Regions from separate parts of the Homo sapiens genome. Here regions 2 and 3 are each linked to region 1. The links are chromatin loops, found by intact Hi-C in ENCODE. Cell type or tissue: Caco-2. All regions are shown on one strand.

Region 1 (2,500 bases):
CTATGACAAATGGCATGGAAAGGGGGGGGGGGAAATCTGTGTGTTTACTGCCACAAAAAAACATCAAATAAATTAAAGGCAGGCTAGGCACATGGGGGGAAGGGGGGTATGTAACAAAAGTGAAAAAGCAATTAACATGCGTGCATGTGGGCACAGATGAGTTCTCGTGGGATCTGTGACTACCCTGGAGGACATAGATTTTAATTCTTAGGTAGAAACCAAGCCATGTGGATGTGTAACTCTTAGCTCAGCAAGTGACACACAGTAGGCATGCAGTAAGCCTGTGCTAAACAAAGTCCAAGTTCAGAAAACACCAGACTAAAGAAACCAATGAGAATGAAGGTGGCTTCTCCTTTCCCATCCATATCAAGATGCCCAGAAACATTGCAATCAAACAGCAGAGTGGTGAAAATTTAAAAACAAGCCACTGATGAATTATGGCTTGAGAATAAAGAACACTACTGTCACCTGTGCCCCGACCCCTGAATAAAGGACTTTCTGAGTGGATCCACCATTCTGAAATACCGTGTGCCACATTCTCTTAAAAGTAAGATGAAATAAAAGGTAGGCAGCTTATTTGTACTTCTGTGGTGCAGAAGAAACAAAGCCTACAGACAAAGCCCTCTGCCCACGGACAAACATGCCTAGCAGGTGATCAAATTCAACCCACAGACGAGAGCAGCAAAATGGATTCTGGTCCTGCCGAACCCGGCCGCTTATGCAGAACCCCTGGCTGCCCTGGCTGTCATTTACAACCAACACGACCATCACCAGCCATGAAGAGCCAGTGAGGCCCAGGAACTGGGAAGTTTGGGTACAAAGAGGGAATGGGGCACCACATTCAGGCCACAGCCTGGGCAGACAGGCCCTTCCCCACAAAGGTGCAGTCCTGGGTCCCCAAGGGAGGGGGCCCTGGCCTCCCTATCTCCCCTCCCAAGTCAGCTGTCGCCTATCTGCTTCCTCCTTTGTTTACGAGCATTTCGGATCCAAAGTCTCCAAGCACAGGGTGCATCAGACCTGGCGGCCGTCACAAGCCACATTAGGCACGCTGTTGGCTCTGCAAGGATTTAATCAGTAACTGGCCCAGGAGACCAGGGCAGGGCAAGCTGCGACCTGATCCCACAGGAGGCAAAGTTTACAGGCAGGCCAGGCGGGTGAGGCTGCTGGCTCCACCGGTAAGACAGCCTGGAGGGCTATCAGGTCCCTTGGACCCCAGACTAAAAGGTGTACCTAGCCGGTGTCACCCAGCAGGTGGGACTGGGAGCCCGAGTCTGCCTGCATCCCAGCCTGATGCAGATGTGCTCCTGGAAGCACGGTCTTAAATCTCTCAGATTCGGTTAATTGGATCAATGGAAACAGACTGCAAAAGGTTTGGGCAAAAAAGAGTATTTGGCTTGTTTATTGGTTTGAATCCCTATCAATCACTCTGGGTCTTGTTCCTGAAGCCCATACAATTAACCAGATAATTACCAGATGATTCTGAGTTGGGCTGTGTAGATGGCTTAAAATATGGATGACTGATATTTCAAGTAAGGATATGACTCTATAGGAAACATACTTGGAATATCGGGAGCTCAGGGCTGGGCCAGCGGCTGCTGCGAAGCCACAGGACTGCAAAGGGTTTTTGTTCTAGGGAACTGCACTCAAATTCACCTTTGTTTTATTTGGGCTCATATTTCTCAATAGAGTGCTTGGGCCGCACTATAAAACGCAGACAGATTACATAATGTCCAGGCCTCAGGGAAACCCCACAGGGGCTCCGCTGCTTCCCCGAGAGCCTGGACACCAACCAGGTGTCTCATGATGGGACGAGAGCCCTGGTGGCAGTCCCAACCTCACCTCTACCCGGGAGGCCAGCGCTCCAGCCAGGCCAGCCCTCACAGCCCCACCTCCAGGCTCACAGGCCCTGAGGCAAGGCCCCCTGGAGCCCACCAGAGGGCAAGGGTAAGACTTAAGGACACCCCCTGCCTGTAGTGCTTGGTGACGAAAGGCAGCGGAAAGGGGATTATGCCAGTCCATCAAACACTTCCTTATAGTTCCTCTTGCCACATTTCCTAACACCAGAGCATGGCTCTGCCAAGAGAATCTTGCTCCATGGATAAGCCTCAGTCCCCAGTACTAGACAGGTGCTTTCCGGAAAGGCCCACACTACCGATGGTGCCACCTACCTGGGCTGGCCAAGGTGAGCGAGGGGCCTCTGGCTATTCAGGTCTTTCTTCCTTCCCTCTTTCTCTCAGATATACCTCCTGAGCAATCGGAGGTAAGTGGGGAGGCATTAGCCTCGAGAGCTGGCTTTCCGGAAACAGGACGGTAGCAGCGGGACACTCACTCCTGGCTTCTCCCAGAGGGAGAAGGGGCTCCTCCTGGCCTTCCCATGGCAGGTCACTGTTCCTTCTAACCATTTTCCTACCCCACCACCAACAACCCTTCATTTTGTGGAGTGTAAGAGGAAAAAAAAAAAAAAAGCCCAATAAAGTCCCCCTGAGCCAGGTGAAAATTC
Region 2 (2,500 bases), 150 kb before region 1:
AAAATAGGGCCTAGAAGGACCTCATGAGGGTCCCATGTGAACCCCCAGAGATCTTCAGAACTGGCATTCCAAACCAGATATGGCCTCAGACCTGCTTCCAGAGTGGGTGGGGAATGGGGTGAGCTGACCCCCCCAGAAAGAGCCCCCATTGGGCCCCCGATGCTGGCAGAAGACACCTAGCCTTCGCCTTCCCTTGCCTTTGTGGTGAGCCAGCTCCCTCCTGCCCAAACCTGCCTGCTGGTTTCCATGGGGATTCCTCTCAAAGTGAATACGAATCATGACGTCCAGGCTGACTCAAAACATGTGCCAGGGAAGGGAGGAGCTCCCGGACCCCAAAAGAAGCCAGTCTGGAAAATCCTCCCATGAGCTTATTCCCGAGGCCAGAGAAACCTTGCCCAGTCGGGGATGGGGTTGAAAACAGCAGCTGTTTGTCATGGGGCATGTGTGGCCCTGACAGCTGGGTGGATGTGCTGGGCTGGAGTCAAGTCCCCTCTCTCCCTACGTGGAAGCGGCTTGAATTATCACACAGGGGACACCCATGCTGCACAGTCGGGTTCCACGTGGCACCACCCCACTGTAAGGAAGGATTTGCTGGACCTGCACACACACCCTGGGGCCCCAAAGGAGAAACGAGAAGTTGGATGGCAGCCCTGCTTAGACAGTCAACAGCAACAACACCAACAACACTAATGATGAGGCTGCCATCACAGTGTCATACGCAGTGGTGCTCAAAGTGGCTTGCGCTGGGAGAATGGGCTTCAGTCCCCACCTCCCCTGGCTGCATTTCTAAAATTCAAAGTAAAATTCACAGAACGTAAAACTAACCATTAATCACTTAAGATGTACAATTCACGGGCATTGAGTCCATTCCTGATGCTGTGTCACCATCATCTCTATCGAGTTCTGAGATGTTTTTACTCCCAAAGGAAGCCCCATACCATTAAGTCGTCACTCCCTGCTACCCCATCCCCAGGCGCCAGGCAGCCACTAGCCTGGTATCTATCAATGGGACTTGCCTGTTCTGGACATGTCACATAAATGACATCACATACTTTGTGGCTGTTTGTGCCTGGCTCCTTTCACTTACTGTTTTTGAGGTTTATCTGTGCTATGGCATGAGTCGGAACCGCATTCCTTTCATGGCTGACTGACATTCCATTGTATGGGCAGGCCACATGTTTATACATTCATCTGCTGATGGACACATGGATTGTCTCTATCTTTTGACTATAGTGAAGAGCCAGCTTTATATATCTTTTTTTTTTTTTTTTTTTTTCAGATGGAGTCTCACTCTGTCGCCTAGGCTGGAGTGCAGTGGTGCGATCTTGGCTCACTGCAACCTCCGCCTCCCGTCAAGTGATTCTCCTGCCTCAGCCTCCTGAGTAGCTGGGATTACAGTCACCCACCACCACTCCTGGCTAATTTTTGTAATTTTAGTAGAGACAGGGTTTCACCATGTTGGTCAGGATGCTCTTGAACTCCTGACCTTGTGATCCACCCACCTCTGCCTCCCAAAGTGCTGGGATTACAGGCGTGAGCCACCACTGCTGCCATATATCTTTTTTTAATGATGACAGAAGGAAGGACACCTGCTATGCAGACGCTAGCCTCACTACACCCCACCCATATGGACATTCACAGGTGCCCGTGGTTAACATTCATCAAGCAGTTACCATGTGGCCAGCACCATGCTAAGAGCTTTATATATAATCCCTCATTTAACTTGACAACAATGCTAAGGCGGGGAGGCTGTTTTTATCCCTGTTATCCACATGCTACAGAGGAAGAAACTGAGGCACAGAGCAGGGGATGTCTCACACAGGCCTCCTGCTCTTATAAGACAGGCCCAGGATTCAATTTCGTAACCCCCCAAGACAGCAACTTCCATCCCTCTGTTATGCCAAATTCCTCTGGCCAGAGGCAAACTCCAATTTGTGTACCTTTGTGCTCACACACCTCAAGTACATATTATGAGAAAGGAGCTGGGACCACAGCCAAAGCCACAGCTGGAACCAGCATGGCAGGGGCCTCAGGTCCACCCTTCTGTTGCTACCCCACGCAGCAGGTCCTCAGACACCTATAGATCAGCTTGGCCTCCAAGGCAGAAACCCATGGATGCTCATTTGGGGAAGGCCCGTCAAAATATTTCATGTTCTTTTTAATCTCACAAACGGAAAGTCATACAGCAAACGCAAAGTGGCAGGTAACGATATGATCCTAGAAGGGCCGGTTTGGGCCTTGGTCCCAGAAGAAATCTCAAATGCCGTTCACACTCTCCCTCCCCTGGTTTCCCTCAGGTAATATGACCTCTCCTTGCCCCGGGGCTGTTGTTATTATTACTGTGATCCACTGGTGAGCTGGGCTGCAACCCAGCTGTGCCCTTGGTGTTGTGGGCACAGGGGAGCTGCCTGCACCTTTCTCAATGGCTGCAGAGTTGGGGTGACTGTGTCTATTTTGTATGGTTTCTCCAACCATTCTCCAGACGCCGACTGACCAGTTC
Region 3 (2,500 bases), 65 kb before region 1:
GACTGAGGCACAGAGAAGTCTGGAAACAAACCCACGGGGACCCAGGTTATAAGGGGTGAAGCCATGACCTTCTCCTGGGCTCTCAGGCTCCAGAGCCACCGCGATTGACCGCAACACTAGATCTACCAGGGGTGCCCATGCGGTGCTGAGAGCCACGCTAAAGTCTTAATTAATAGGCTGTCCCATCTAATTCTCACAGTACACCCATTTTGCAGATGAAGAATGGAGGCTCAGTGAGCGCAAACCACTTGTCTAAGGTCATGGACTAATGAGTAGCCAGCTGGGTTGGAACCTGGATGGTCTCGTCACACTCCTGACCACTGCACCCCAAGTTAGCCTCGTTCCTAAGGTCAAACTGGGCTGCCTCTTCCTCCCTCCTCATGCCACTTCTGGAAGCTTCCCTCACCCTGATCCTCTGGAGGTGGCCACACGCCCCCACAAAGGGGAAGCTTTCTCAGCCACCCTCCTCCTCCCTGCCTGCCCCACCCCTCCAACTGCATGGGCTGGGACACCTACCCTCTTCACCACAAAACCAGATGCAAATCCATTCCTCAAATAGACTGGAAGTGTCACCGGATTCTAGTCTCTTCTATAGTAAATACATGAAGTCAGTCTCCATAAACAAATGCATTATTTTAGGGATGAAGATTCACTGGACATCAACAAAGCTGGCGGCGTTTTTGTTTTGTTTTGTTTTTGTTGTTTTTCTTTTAAACTAGCAGCAGCAACCACAACGGAAACCCCATGGTCTGTTTTGGGGTCAAAACACAAAGCCTTCCTCTAGCCCCAGGATTGCACTGGGCAGTGGGGGCAAGAATGCCCCACCTAGGCTGAGGGAAGCGCAGCAAATATGGTTTGGGCAAAGACAACAGGGCAAAGGTTGCAAGTCAGTGGAATGAAAGCCAGCCCAGAGGATCCGAGAGCTGGAATCTTAAATATTCACACCAGGAAGTAATGGCACTAAGTCTGGAGCCAGCTAGGGCCATGCCTGTGTCCCTTGCAAAACGGCTTGGCCTGGAAACAGGAGGCAGCTCCACTCTGGGAATTGACCCATCTGACCCTTGCCCCATTGCCTAGACCCACGGGTCTGCACAGCAGCCAGGCCAGAACGGACCGGGGGGTTCCCAAGTCAGCACCCTCAGCACAAGCTGGAGGTACAATCCCAGCTCCACGCCGGCTCAGCCCCAGGAAGGTGTCCCCGACACGGCAGAGAAACAAAGGCCAGCTCTATTTGCAAACTGGCCTCCTGGAGAATCCCGGGGTGGAAAGGAGCCCACTCCAGCCAGGTGGTATGGCAGATCAGCTTGCAGTCCTGTCATTCACTCAACAGCCGTTTCCGGAACACCTACTATGCGTGGGGCCCAGGCCAGCCGCGCTGGCTGTCTCCTCAACTCCAGCCTCTTGCTGGGACCTTGGCAACCAGGCCCAAGAGAAAGGCGGCTCCTCTGAATAGCCTGCTGGCAGGAAGCCCCACACTCTGGGTCTGGTGAGCAGCAACGGATGCAGGCAGGCCCCGCTCTACGAAAACTCGATCTAGGGGGAGAATCTTCCAACCTACCAAGAAGAGGAAAGAACTCAGAGGTTTACCAGAGGGCAAGGGATCAAAATCAAAACTCAAAAGCTCCCACCAGCCAAAAATGGGCCAACCGGAGCATCCAAAAGAATAGTAACTGCAAGGAATTGAAATTCATCAAATAAGCCGGACATGGTGGCTCACGCCTGTAATCCCAGCACTTTGGGACGCTGAGGAGGGCGGATTGCTTGAGACCAAGAGTTTGAGACCAGCTTGGGCAACATGGAGAAACCCCATTTCTACTAAAAATGCAAAAATTAGCTGGGTGTGGTGGTGCGTGCCTGTAATCCCAGCTACTTGGGAGGCTGAGGCAGGAGAATTGCTTGAACCCAGGAAGCAGAGGTTGCAGTGAGCTGAGATCATGCCACTGCACTCCAGCCTGGGTGACAGAGTAAGACTCTGTCTCAAAAAAAATTATTATTTTAATTATAATTATTTTGTGGCCAATTAATTTTATTAATAAAAAAGAAATTCATCAAATATAAATTTAAATCCATGAATTCATGTTGATATTTAAAAAAAAACCTTTGGAAGATGCTACAAAATCAGTTTATTACTCTAAACTTGATACAAAGGGGAAGAGTGAAGCATTTCTGCTGCCTTTCCTGTACACACTAAACATTGCAACAACCATGTAGCTGATGAAGTGAAGCCCTTCTTCGGATGATCCCATCTGACAAATGAGGAAGGAAAGGTAGAGCTAAAACACCTGCCCTTTGCAATCTCTAATGAAATAATGCACCTGAGCAGTGATTGCTGGTGCCCACTGGAACATGAGCAGGAAAGGTGATGGGGGTGGTGATGGATAGATCAGGCAGCCAGCACCAGAACCTGCCCATCAACCACAGCAAGAAAGACCCCCACCAAGGCATGAGGGACCCTGGAGTGAGGCAACTGGAAGTGCACAGAAACACCTACCTAGAGAGG

Evidence for each region. Hi-C counts contacts between places; a loop is a spot of excess contacts. Peaks named below come from ENCODE experiments on the same cell type or tissue, not always from the same donor. Only the 100,000 strongest peaks of a DNase experiment are listed, where the experiment ranks them.
Region 2: it touches region 1 in a loop (7-fold over the local background); 26 of 110 quality-filtered maps call a loop at or near these places.
Region 3: a loop joins it to region 1, with 2.6 times the contacts of the local background. A loop is called at or near these places in 17 of 110 quality-filtered maps.

What each region holds. Positions count from the first base shown.
Region 1 is chr16:81,447,202-81,449,701 of GRCh38, reverse strand. All of the region lies in intron 1 of CMIP (c-Maf inducing protein), which reads right to left. Among named protein-coding and RNA genes, the nearest start is that of CMIP, 3.6 kb to the right of the region's middle. RefSeq lists enhancers at 297-1,060, 1,827-2,500. In Caco-2, no CTCF peak of the experiment used is centred here; DNase peaks (open chromatin) are centred at 1,081 and 1,850; H3K4me3 peaks cover 1,304 bases.
Region 2 is chr16:81,599,052-81,601,551 of GRCh38, reverse strand. All of the region lies in intron 1 of CMIP (c-Maf inducing protein), which reads right to left. Among named protein-coding and RNA genes, the nearest start is that of MIR6504, 11 kb to the left of the region's middle. In Caco-2, no CTCF peak of the experiment used is centred here; a DNase peak (open chromatin) is centred at 1,071.
Region 3 is chr16:81,512,234-81,514,733 of GRCh38, reverse strand. All of the region lies in intron 1 of CMIP (c-Maf inducing protein), which reads right to left. Among named protein-coding and RNA genes, the nearest start is that of MIR7854, 20 kb to the left of the region's middle. RefSeq lists enhancers at 1,214-1,343, 1,051-1,881. In Caco-2, no CTCF peak of the experiment used is centred here; a DNase peak (open chromatin) is centred at 973.